2 separate regions of the Homo sapiens genome follow, and region 1 is linked to region 2. Evidence: chromatin contacts called from ENCODE Hi-C data. All regions are on one chromosome and are shown on one strand. Each heading gives the region's core, a stretch centred on a gene start or an enhancer-like site at or near the end of the contact. The rest is flanking DNA. Distances are from core to core; before and after follow the strand shown.

Region 1 (6,243 bases), core at 514-3,013, 720 kb after region 2:
AGGCCTTGTAATTACCAGGAGAAGGAAAGATCATTTGAATTGGTACTATTCCATAAGGCTGTCCTTTTCATTTATTTCTCATGAATCATGTGAACTACTGGGAGGTCTCATACCCATGCTTTTCATTAAGGAACAGGTAACGCATTTAACTTTGATTTTATGACTCAGTCTCGAGAACGCTATGATCTGACCTCTGGGGTTTAGAAATAAACCACTTTCTCATCAATACTGGAATCATTCAGGAGGAGCTGGGAGACTGGTTTTATCCAGCACACACACAAAAGTGCATTTTACAAAAGCAGAGAAAATAGTCACAGGAGGACGATGGGAGTTGTCCGACAAAGAACAAAGCAGAGCACCCACTTGGGTCTGGGGCCTGGAGGGTCATTCTTTTTGACATAGCAGCTTCCAGGGGTGATTCACCACCTGCATTTGGGAGCAGAGATTTCCACTTGTCTGATACGAGCAGTAGATCATCTATGACTTTGTGCAACCATGTTGTCATTTAAAGCACAACTAGATTCTAACTTTAGGGGGAGCTATTCTTGGGGCCAGGCTGGGCTGAGGGCAAGCGATCTGTGTCCTTGGTAGGTAGAACAACATAAGTATATCCCCTCACCCCCATGACTACCTTCTCTCCACCTCACAGTCTTGCTTTTTCTAACATGTTCTCAGCATAGCCTTACCTATTCACATGTTACTCTTCAGAAATGTGTTGTTGAAAAAGAATCCACATTTGAACAATGTGCTAAGGAGAACAACTACATATCCTCCCTCATCTTCCCCTGGCTATGCTTCTGATTGTCATTCAAGGATTTTACAGGTTCACAAAATAATGTCATCCCTGTCCTAAAGAAGGAGAAACTCTGGGATGTATTCTCCAAAATGACTTTGTATAGACTCTTGGAACAAGCCAAGGCTGAAGCTATTTTGGCCCAGAGCTTATCCTTTCCCAGAGGTTATTTCTTACCTCCAAATGGATTCGTTCTGATGAAGGGGCAGTTTTTGCTCATGACAAACAAGCACAAGCACAGAGGAGAAAATTATTATTTTGATTTGGAAACTGAATTTGGGAAGCAGGTGAAGTAATTGTCAGGTAAGTAAAGGAAAGTAACCATTGAAAGGCAGTATATTTTTGACCCCATTTTAAAACTTGATCTCAGGCATAGGCAAAACTGGTTCCAACCAAGATTTGTTTACTTGGGTTATACTGGAGGCAGAAAAGTTAATGTGAAGGCTAGAAAGAGTTTGAAGGAGAAAGAGTTTATAAGAAAGGAAAGTGAGAAAAAAGAGAAGTTGTACCACCCAAACTATCTAGTCAACATTTAATGGTATTTTATGGGCTGCCCATCAAAGTTACTTAATATATATTTAAAAGAAAATGGGGGCTGGGCGTTGTGGCTCACGCCTGTAATCCCAACACTTTGGGAGGCCAAGGCGGGCAGATCACGAGCTCAAGAGATCGAGACAATCCTGGCCAACATGGTGAAACCCCATCTCTACTAAAAATACAAAAATTAGCTGGGCATGGTGGCACATGGCTGTAATACCAGCTACTCGGGAGTCTGAGGCAGAAGAATCACTTGAACCCAGGAGGCGGAGGTTGCAGCAAGCCGAGATCGGGCCACTGCACTCCAGCCTGGAGACAGAGTGAGACTCCATCTCAAAAAAAAAAAGAAAAGAATAAAGAAAATGGGAATGTCATTATATACCTCCCTACCTAGTCACAAAGAACATAAGGTACTTTGGAGTTTATTGAGACCTTTTGCGTAGAACTGAATGAACAAAGACGTGTTATGACTCAGTGACTCACTAAAGGAAATGAGTCATAAGATGGTGTATTTAGTTGTTTGAGCTTCAGCATCACACTCAGCCAATCTGACATTGTTTATTGAAAATGGAGAAGTGAAGTTAGTGAATGCTATGTCTATTATTGAGATCTTTATTTTCCAACATAAAATACATTTCTCAACTCCATGACTTTGAATTCAAACTTATAGTGAAATTCATTCTCAAAAGCATTTTCTTGGTTTTAGATTTTATTCTTCTTCTTCTTCTTTTGAGTAAACATCTGCATTGACAATGGAACTTGCTAAAATTACAGGAAACTCATAAATACAATGAAATAATCTACAATCTCTTGCCATGGGTCACGTAAATCCATATGTATTAAAAAGAAATCAAATTAACAATTTGAAAAACCAGTCATGGCCACTCCACAGCAGCCAACATCATAAAATCTACAACTCCAGGGTCTAGAACATGTTTAGTAATTTTATCTAATAAACTGGAAAATGTAAAATGTTTCATCTCAGGGGAAAAAATGATATTAAATTTCTGTTACATTTGGTTCTCTTATATCCATTCAGACCCCTGGATTCATATTCATGATGGATAAACACCTCTTTCTAAGGCCAAGTGAGCCCATGAGATGATAACATGCTCTCTAATCCTACTATTATTTTCTCTTTGTTTTTTTATGGTTCTTTTAATCTGTTTATCTACATGACAAGCAAGTAGTAGAAATATGTCGAATTTCTGAGTTCTTATAGTATTCTTTTACGACTAGGTATGACCTAGCTAATCTTGTTAGCTAGTCGGAACAGTTGGTGAGACAACTGTTTGGCAGCCTCTATTCATTTGTTCATTTGCTTCTTTTACCACCAAAACATAGGATGAAATTTTCTACTGGTTTTAACTTAATTTTCATCCCAAGTTAGTGCAACTGGTGTATGTATGAAGCCGTAGCTGCATAACCCGGGTAGGACTGAAGCCAGGAACATCAGTGCCCAATCTTAGCTGCCCTGCAGAGCCCAGCTGAGGGGAACGTGCCAGGGTGATTTGATCGTTTAGTCTGCTGAATTATCTGTCAGAATTTTTCAGAATGGAGCTACAAGTGAGGGGTACTGTTTATAAAGAGGAAACAGCCTCCATAAGCAAGTATTAATTCCATGATGAGGAAGCAACCCCAAAAGGTAGAAATATTGGCTGGGCGCCGTGGCTTATGCCTGTAATCCCAGCACTTTGGGGGGCCAAGGTGGGTGGATCACCTGAGATCAGGAGTTCAAGACCAGCCTGGCCAACATGGCAAAACCTCATCTCTACTAAAAATACAGAAATTAGCCGGATGTGATGGCGGGCGCCTGTAGTACCAGCTACTCGGGAGGCTGAGGCAGGAGAATTGCTTGAACCCAAGAGGCAGAGGTTGCAGTGAGCTGAGATCATGCCACTGCACTCCAGCCTGGGTGACATAGCAAGACTCTGTCTCAAAAAAAAATAAAATAAAATAAAATAAAACAAAAGAGGTAGAAATATTTAATTAAGGTGCCTATTTCTAGTAGTAAGTACTTATAGAACATTTACCATGTGCCAGATACATTGTCATTTAAGGTACCTTACATATATGGACTCAATCTTCAACCACATAAGAGTGCCATTGTTTTATTTATTTATTTATCTATTTATTTTTATTTATTTTGAGACAGGGTCTCACTCTGTCGCCCAGGCTGGAGTGCAGTGGCACCAAGCAATTCTCCTGCCTCAGCCTCCCAAGTAACTAGGGTTACAGGTCCGTGCCACCATGCCAGGCTAATTTTTGTATTATTAGTGGAGACAGGGTTTCACCATGTTGGCCAGGCTGGTCTCAAACTCCTGACCTCAGGTGATCCTCCCCCCTCCACCTCCCAAAGAGCTGGGATTATAGGCGTGAGCCACTGCACACGGCCTGAGGATACCATTATTATTATCTCCATATTAAGAATGAAGAGATTAAAAGTCAGAGGTTAAGTAAATTGCCAATGTCACACAGCTGGAAAGTGGCGCTGCCAGTATTTCAAGTCTAGTTCAGAGTCTGTGCTCTTAACCAGTATGTTGTACTGCCATTTATAGACAATAAAGGAAAGTTCTACTTATTGATGAAGTGTATTTCTAGAAATGGGGTCAGAAAACCTTACAGTTAAAAGCACCACTTTTTTCTATAATCTCCATGTAGTCAGCAGTTACTCTAGGTGGTGATCTTAATTGGAAAGGAACAATACAGATTTAAATTTAAACCAGAAGAAACTGACGAGTCAGCTGCTCAAGCAGACAAATGGAATGAGACTATATGGGCAGCATCAGATATATCAACCAGAGAAATTCAGGGTAGCAAGAATTAGAGACTGCCTGTCACAGAAACAAGTATATACTGGGCTCCCTACTCTGGATTGCTATGGCAACAAGCTATATACACCAGATGATTTAGCAATTGGTATAAATTGTCTCAGGTTGTTCAAAACATTTCATCTTCTCTTCCCAATAACATAGTAACTTATCCAAAGTTTGAACTTGTATTGTCCTTGGGTATCTCCCAACATATTCCATCCATTGTTAAAATCAAAATGGTATTTAACACATTTGTTCTTTATGAATTTCATTTTCCATAATATTCTTTTATTATATAACAATTAATATACATAATCACAAAAGCGAGATGCATTTTTTTTTTTTTTTGATACAGAGTCTCGGTCTATCACCCAGGCTGGAGTACAGGGGTGTGACCTTGGCTCACTGCAACCTCCGCCTCCTAGGTTCAAGCTATTCTCCTGCCTCAGCTTCCTGAGTAACTGGGATTACAAGCACCTGCCACCACACCCGGCTAATAACAATATGCATTCTTGATAGCAATTTAAGAATTAAAGTATGCACACACAAAAATTACTTATTTTATCACTATACTTATGCTTTGGTTTGTCTTCTGTCTCCCTCTCAGTGTCTCTCAAGATTGTCATGAGATTTGAATGAGATAGCATGCAAAGTACACAGTACCGTGACTCGCATCAAGTGTTCAAGAAATGGAAGTTATTATTAAGGTAGTGATTACTATTTTTATTTTATGTATTTCTGAAGGGAAGATTTCTAAAAGTAAAATTGTTCCTTAGGCAGGGTGCGGTGGCTCACGCCTGTAATCTCAGCACTTTGGGAGGCCAAGGCAGGCAGATCATGAGGTCAAGAGATTGAGACCATCCTGGCTAACACAGTGAAACCCCGTCTCTACTAAAAAGCACAAAACAATTAGCCGGGCGTGGTGGCAGGCGCCTGTAGTCCCAGCTACTCGGGAGGCTGAGGCAGGAGAATGGCGTGAACCCAGGAGGCCAAGCTTGCAGTAAGCCAAGATCACACCACTGCACTCCAGCCTGGGCAACAGAGCAAGACTCCATCTCAAAGAAAAAAAAAATTGTTCTTTAGAGAGCATGCACATTTTAAATTTTACCAGTAACTGACAAAGTTCCCTCAATTTACCATTTGGGAAATTTACCAATTTCCCATACCAACTCACATTCCCACACAGTATAAGACCTTTCCCCACATCTAAATACTAAATACTATCAACGCTTATGTTTTCACTAGTTTGGGTGAAACATGATAATTCAGTTTAATTTGTATTTCTATTTGTGAGTGAATTAAGCATCTTTTTATGATCATTATTATTAGACATTTGGTGCAGTGGGATTCTGTTCAAATCCTTTCTTCATTTTTTGTATTGGGTTATTTTTCTTCTCTCACTGATTTTTAATAGCACCTTCTATTTCGTGGGTGTTCATTCTCTGTCTCCATCTGCAAATATTTTCTCCAGTTTTCTCAAAGTCTTTTAACTATGTTCATGGTATATTTTATGATTCTAAAATTTAAAAATTGTATGTATTCAAATACATCAATATTTCCCTTTATGGTTTCTGTGTTTGAGGCTTTTCCTGGGAAGGTCTTCCCCATTTCAATATTTATAAAAATATTTCCCTACTGTTTTATTATTTTAGCATACTAATACAATTGTTTAATATATCTGGAGTGGATGTGTATGTGCCTGTGAGATAAAGCTCTGCGTTTTTAATTTTGTGGCTCTCCATTCGTACCTATTAACACTGGTCAAATTTTAGAGTTCTTCCTTTTATTACAATACAAAATGTTATATGTAATCCAAGAAATAATACTAGGAGCCAAAATCTGTATAAGATTCTACAAACAGGCTGGGTGCAGTGGCTCATGCCTGTAATCCCAACACTTTGGGAGATCAAGGCAGGCAGATCACTTGAGGTCAGGAGTTCAAGACCAGCCTGGCCAACATGGCGAAATCCTGTCTCTACTAAAAATACAAAAATTATCTAGGCGTGGTGAGAGGCACCTGTAGTCCCAGCTACTGGGGAGGCCGAGGCATGAAAATCACTTGAACTTGGGAGGCAGAGGTTGCAGTGAACTGAGATCGCA
Region 2 (5,746 bases), core at 1,968-4,467:
TCACATCTGCAAGTCATTGAGAACTACTCCTGTCTCCTTGTCCCTCCCTATACCATTTCCTCCCCCTTCTCTGAGTTCTTTTTCCCAGTCTCCTTTGCTGGGCACCTCACAACCCCCACTCATCCTTACATGCTGAAGTCATCCAGGATTTGCTTCCAGATTCCTTGCTTCTATTTCTGAACCCACCTGTTCCTTTTAACCATTTGCCTGGTTTAATTCCCATTGCCTTTCCCCTTGAATGTAAAAATTGAAGTATGACTTACTTGCCTTAAAGTGCACACTTCTTAAATATATATGTGATGAATTTTTACTTATATGTACACCTATGTAGCTGCCAGTTAAACCAAGGTTAGAGAATTTCCAGCTTCCAGAAATGCTCCTGCATGACCATCTCAGCCAGTACCCCACAACGAAGCCTCGAGTCTGACCTCCACCATCATAGGTTAGTTTTGTTTACTTTTGGACTTCATATAAATGGAATCATACCGTGTGTACTCTTCTGTCTTTAATTTGTTTCATTGAACATTATGTCTATGAGATTCACACATGTATCAGTAGCTTATTCTTCTTATTTGGAGTGATTTCAGATACTCCCTACTGATAGCATTGTCTCATGAGCATGAGGCAGTGGGGGAAGAGGAAAATTACAGATAAAAATATAAATAACACCAAATCTGCTGACTATAACGGTTTGAGAATTCCAAGGGAGTTTGAGAATGTTGAGACTGTCTCAGGCAGTGAGTCTTTGGTGGTTAAAGTAAAGCCAGAACTGTTTCCAGCCATATGACCCTTTGAGTCCAATGGCACCTTAGAGTTATGGGAAGTTGTTTACCTGGGAGACGATAATGTCCACATCTCAGTGTCCAGTGCCCTGGTGTTGAACACCTAGACACCTAGACTAGTACTTTCTATTTTGAGCAAAGATGGGACCTTGTGCTCCTGGGACCTTTAAATTTTTGTGAGGAGCCAGTGGATATGTCGGTGCACCGGCATTGAGACTACATGAATACTACGTCTTGCAAATGTATTTATTGCCACTTTTGTGGTCTGCATAGATGCTCTTCTGATTAATAAATATAAAAGTACTAGATGTATCATTGACTCCATTGTTTTCTGCCATTTAGATAGCTTTTTAAAAAATGAAGCAAAAGGAAAAGTATGATGACATTCATGTAGAAGTGCTTTGGAAATTTTCTGGTATTAAGATATGTTCTTTTATACTTAGAAAGGTTAGAAACCATCTCGGTTTATTGTACCCAGAAAGCATTTAGGGCTCAAAATGTGCTCGTTGAATGTTGAACAAACAAGGAGATGGGGCTCCTGGGAGAGTAAGTGACTAGACAAAGGTCTCACTGCAGTTAATGGAAAAACTGCACAGGAAGGCAGGTCTCACGGCATCAAGAAAGTCTAAATTTTTACCCCTAAGGTTTTGCATAGATAACGGCTCCTGGGAACCATCTTCTACCCTCCTTGTGTCTGGGTCTTTCTAATTAGGCTTTCTCCCTTGTGTACCAAATTCTCCCACAAATCACTAAAGATTTTATAGGCCTTAAATTGAAAACAAGATGATATCATTTTGTCATAGTGCACAAGTTAGTAATAAAATAGTGTGATTGTTTTTCAGTGATTTGATTTGAGAAGTTTGTAGTTATTTGTGCCCAGACAGGTTAACCAGTAACTGCTTAGCCAGCTTGTCTGCATTCAGTTCACTCTTTAGAAGGAGCAGCCTTTGACTAACCTCTCCCCATTTCCCCCATCCCCAGCCTCTGGCGGCCACTCTTCCACTCTATTTCTATGAGTTTGACTTTTTTAGATTCCACATAGAAGCAAGATCATACCGTCTTTGTCTTTCCCTGTCTGAGTTATTTCACTTGGCATCATGTCTTCCAGGTTCATCCAAGTTGTCGCAAATGGCAAGATTTGCTTCTTTTTGGCTAAATAATATACAATTATATATATATACACACACACAAACACACATATACATGTATTTCACAATTTATGTATTCATGTCAATGGACACTTATGGTGGTTATACCTTGGTTATTGTGAACAGTGCTCCAATGAATAACGGAGTGCAGCTATCTCTTTGAGCTATTGATTTCATTCCTTCTCAACACCACACACACACACACACACACACACACACACACACACACACACACACACACACACTGGTAAGTAGGTGAGGTGATGGATGTATGAACAAAATTGATTGTGGTCATCATTTTTTCACAATATATACATATATCAAATCCTAATATTGTACATCTTAAACTGATAGAGTTTTGTCAGTTAGTTATACCTCAATAAAGCTGGAAAAAATAAATAAAAGGAACATCCTGCTGGCTGTCTCTGTGGGACAGCCTGGCCCAGCAGAGCCACTCTCCAGACACTGCACATGCATGTGTCCCTGTAAGAAGCCGCTGCTGTTCCTTCCTGAACAGTGAAGCTGGTCCCTGTGAGATGTTGCCATCCTTGGGGGAATACCTCAAGTGGCTTCTGCAATGTTCAAAGGCTTCTGCGACAACCTCAAACCGACCTCTAGCCCTCCAAAGATTGTGCTGGACTCTGCCTGGAAGGGTGAGGGAGGTGCCCATTTTTTCTCTTGCCCAAAGACCCTCCCCTTCTTCCATGTGTGCCTGAAGCTGTCTTGAGGCACCAGAGAGCCCCTGTCTGTTTTTCACTCATTTCTGCTAAGCCTGTGTTCACAGATTGAGGTAAACCCCGCTGGAGAAATAGAATCTGCTTTCAGCTTCATCTGCAGAACTAGGTCACTTTAGTCTTTTGCTAACCAGATTACCAATAAAAATTGCCTGGAAAAAGATGGAGAATGAAAACAAACAAAATGAAACAACATTAAGACAAAAGATAAATCTGTGATAATTTCTTGAGTATAGCATGTTTCTATTTCTGCTTCTGTGGTTCAGATATTAAAGACTTAAAGTAAATCTCTTTGTTGTAAGATTAAAGAGAATTTCCCATATTAAATAAAATTAAAAGCTTGGATTAAAGGAAGCAACACTATCAGCTAGTTTCTTCCATTGGTTGCATCATCGACATCTTTGAACCCCAGGATTTAAGATGGAGCAACTTCCAAAAACTCTTGTCCTTTCAAGCCATTTCTGCGGTGACACTGAGGCTACTGGGGAATCTGTTTGGCCAGTGGAGGGCACTTCAGCCTCTTGCTCTGGGTGTAATCACTTTGCTTTTCACACATGACCTGGCAGAGCTGATGCAACTCTAGTGCCTCACACAAACATTTCCATTTGCAACCTACTGGATTGTGTCATTCATCTCTTTTTGCTCTTGCATTTCCTTCTAATATTGAAGGTAGACTTGCTGGCTTGGAAACCTGACATCTGTGCTTTGAAGTCTAGGAGGATGAAAAAGTCTTGAAGCCAGGACAAGATGGCCCGCAAAGGGATCAGGTTTTATTCTGACCAAAATAAAGACTTTTTAAAGACTTTTGAAGCCTTGTTTATGCTATCAGGGCTCCAATTTAAAAGATGTCACTGTCAGTAGATGTCTTCTGATTTTGAGAAGCACATGTGATGAGTTCTGGGTCACTCACCTTCCCACGGTGTCCTCGGTGTTCCTAGCCTCATTGTTGCTCTCAGCCAGCCTCAACCAAAACCACTTCCTCTGGAAGCCTGTCCCTTCCCCCACTCCCATTTGCGAGTCTTCCCAGATGCCCTTTTCTAGTGCTTCAACCACGGTCCCCCACCTGCCTCTCCCTCTACCTGCTCCCTTAACAGCTCCACCTTGCCCCTCCTCTTAAGGGTGAGGAGTAGCTACAGGTAGAGAAATACTTAACGTCATGCTTTTATTTTTGGACTCCCCAGTAGACCTGAGTGCTTTATTCAAGGAGGACATCAGCATTGATTTTCCCTCTCAGCAAAGTGCTTTAAAGGTGAAAGTGCCTTTTCACAGAGCTGGGGCCACCTTGCATCATAGCCTTGGAGCCATTTCTGTGTGGCAGAGAGAAGGCTACCCACTCCTTCCCCACTTCCCGTCTCCATTGACAGCCTTCTCTTTGAAGCTGATGTGTGCCTCTGACTTTCTGCAACCCTGAACTTTCAGCATTGTGTTTTTCGGCTAGCCATTCTACAGCTTGATCATCTGAATGCAGATATGCATAGAGGTTCTGCTCGTGACCATGTGACCCACCTTTGTATCCTGCAAGAACAATGGGATTGGTGTGGAGGATGAGAGCTGGAGCTCTGGAGTCAATATGCCTAGAGGGAATTGTGGATTACTATCATGTAATCTTCAGCAAGCTAATTAATGGCTCTGTGCCTTAGTTTCCTCCTCTGCAAAATGAAGGTAGTAACGGAAGCTACTCATGGGATCATTAAAAGAATTCTATGAGACAGTACTTATTATAAATTTAAAGTGGTTTGTGACATATAGTAAATGGTCAAAAAATGTTAGCTAGTAGTCAAAATAGAAGTAGGGTGAGATTTAATTACATTTATAAAAATCACTCAAGCCTGCAAATGCCCAGTGCACCTGAGGGAGTGACAGAATCATCATTGTCCAAATCTAGTTCCTACTTGTCCCAAGCAAGAAAATGTCAGGGCAAACAGCTCCGTCCTTTCTTCCTCCATCTGTGAGGTAGCAATGTGAATGCCTCTCTTCCTTTTTCTCTAGGTACCCATAGTAGGAGAGACAATGTATTCTACACCAGGACTTCTAAAATGTTCATGTGCGTAGAACTCACTTGGAAATCTTAGACAGATATGGATTCTGATTTAGTAGTTCTGGGCTGGGGCCTGAGAGTCTACATTTCTTTTCTTTCTTTTCTTTTTTTCTTTTTGAGATGGAGTTTTGCTCATTTTTCCCAGGCTGGATTGCAATGGCATGATCTCAGCTCATTGCAACCTCTGCCTCCCTGGTTCAAGTGATTCTCTTACCTCAGCCTCCCAAGTAGCTGGGATTACAGGCATGCACCACCATGCCAGGCTAATTTTTTGTCTTTTTAGTACAGATGGGGTTTCACCATGTTGGTCAGCTGGTCTTGAACTCCAGACCTCAAGTGATCCACCCACCTCGGCCTCCCAAAGTGCTGGTATTACAGGCATGAGCCACCATGCCTGGCTGAGATTCTGCATTTCTTTCAAGGTCACAAGTGCTGCTGTTGCTTCTGGTCTGGGCACCACATTTTGAGTAGCAAAGATCTATACGATGATCTGACCTGGAGGCAGGAGCCCATCTGGGTGAATATTAGGTGGAAAAGAACACCAGGAGTGGCTCAGCTGCTAGGGCTCAGAATGGTGTTTCAGGCTCCTGTGTGGTTATACCCCAGAAATGCAAATGGACTCTTGCTAAAAGGTTCTGAAATGGCCACAAATATTTGAAAACCCTGAGGCCAAGGCCATCTTATTTTGGGCTCAGTCTTTATGTATTTTTATTTTAAATATTTATTTTATAGATCTATCTATCTATGTATCTAGCTATCTAGCTATGTCTGTGGTCCCCCACCCAGAGATGGACTCAGTACACAAGGGCCATTTTCCACACCCCTGATTGCAGTCACAACCAATTAGCAGGACCCAAGGACCCATTCCCTAGTCCCTATATATATGTACACACACACGCACACACACTCACACACACACTTTTTTTTCAAGAGAATCATAGTAAACTTTAAAAAGGGACTCAAACATGCATTTTGAAAGCAAAGGTAGTCACAGTAAATGCAGTACATTTTTGAAAAAATGATTCAGATATACATTTTAAAAGA

What was found. A loop is a pair of places that touch in the nucleus more often than their neighbours do. Pooled maps may share reads with other maps.
Region 1: a map of IMR-90 shows a loop between it and region 2 (2.5-fold over the local background). The contact joins two enhancer-like sites. A Hi-C loop is called at or near these places in 4 of 168 maps with a recorded cell type or tissue (IMR-90, chondrocyte, heart left ventricle and 1 more), 1 of 37 single-sample maps with no recorded cell type and 13 of 50 pooled maps.

What each region holds. Positions count from the first base shown.
Region 1 is chr2:223,697,893-223,704,135 of GRCh38, forward strand. No RefSeq gene overlaps it. Among named protein-coding and RNA genes, the nearest start is that of SCG2, 99 kb to the left of the region's middle. RefSeq lists enhancers at 1-562, 1,212-2,411, 1,740-2,034. Within about 2 kb of position 1,764, at least 7 of the 41 ENCODE cell types and tissues checked have a DNase peak (open chromatin) inside an H3K27ac peak, as active enhancers do.
Region 2 is chr2:222,978,999-222,984,744 of GRCh38, forward strand. No RefSeq gene overlaps it. Among named protein-coding and RNA genes, the nearest start is that of ACSL3-AS1, 62 kb to the left of the region's middle. Within about 2 kb of position 3,218, at least 3 of the 41 ENCODE cell types and tissues checked have a DNase peak (open chromatin) inside an H3K27ac peak, as active enhancers do.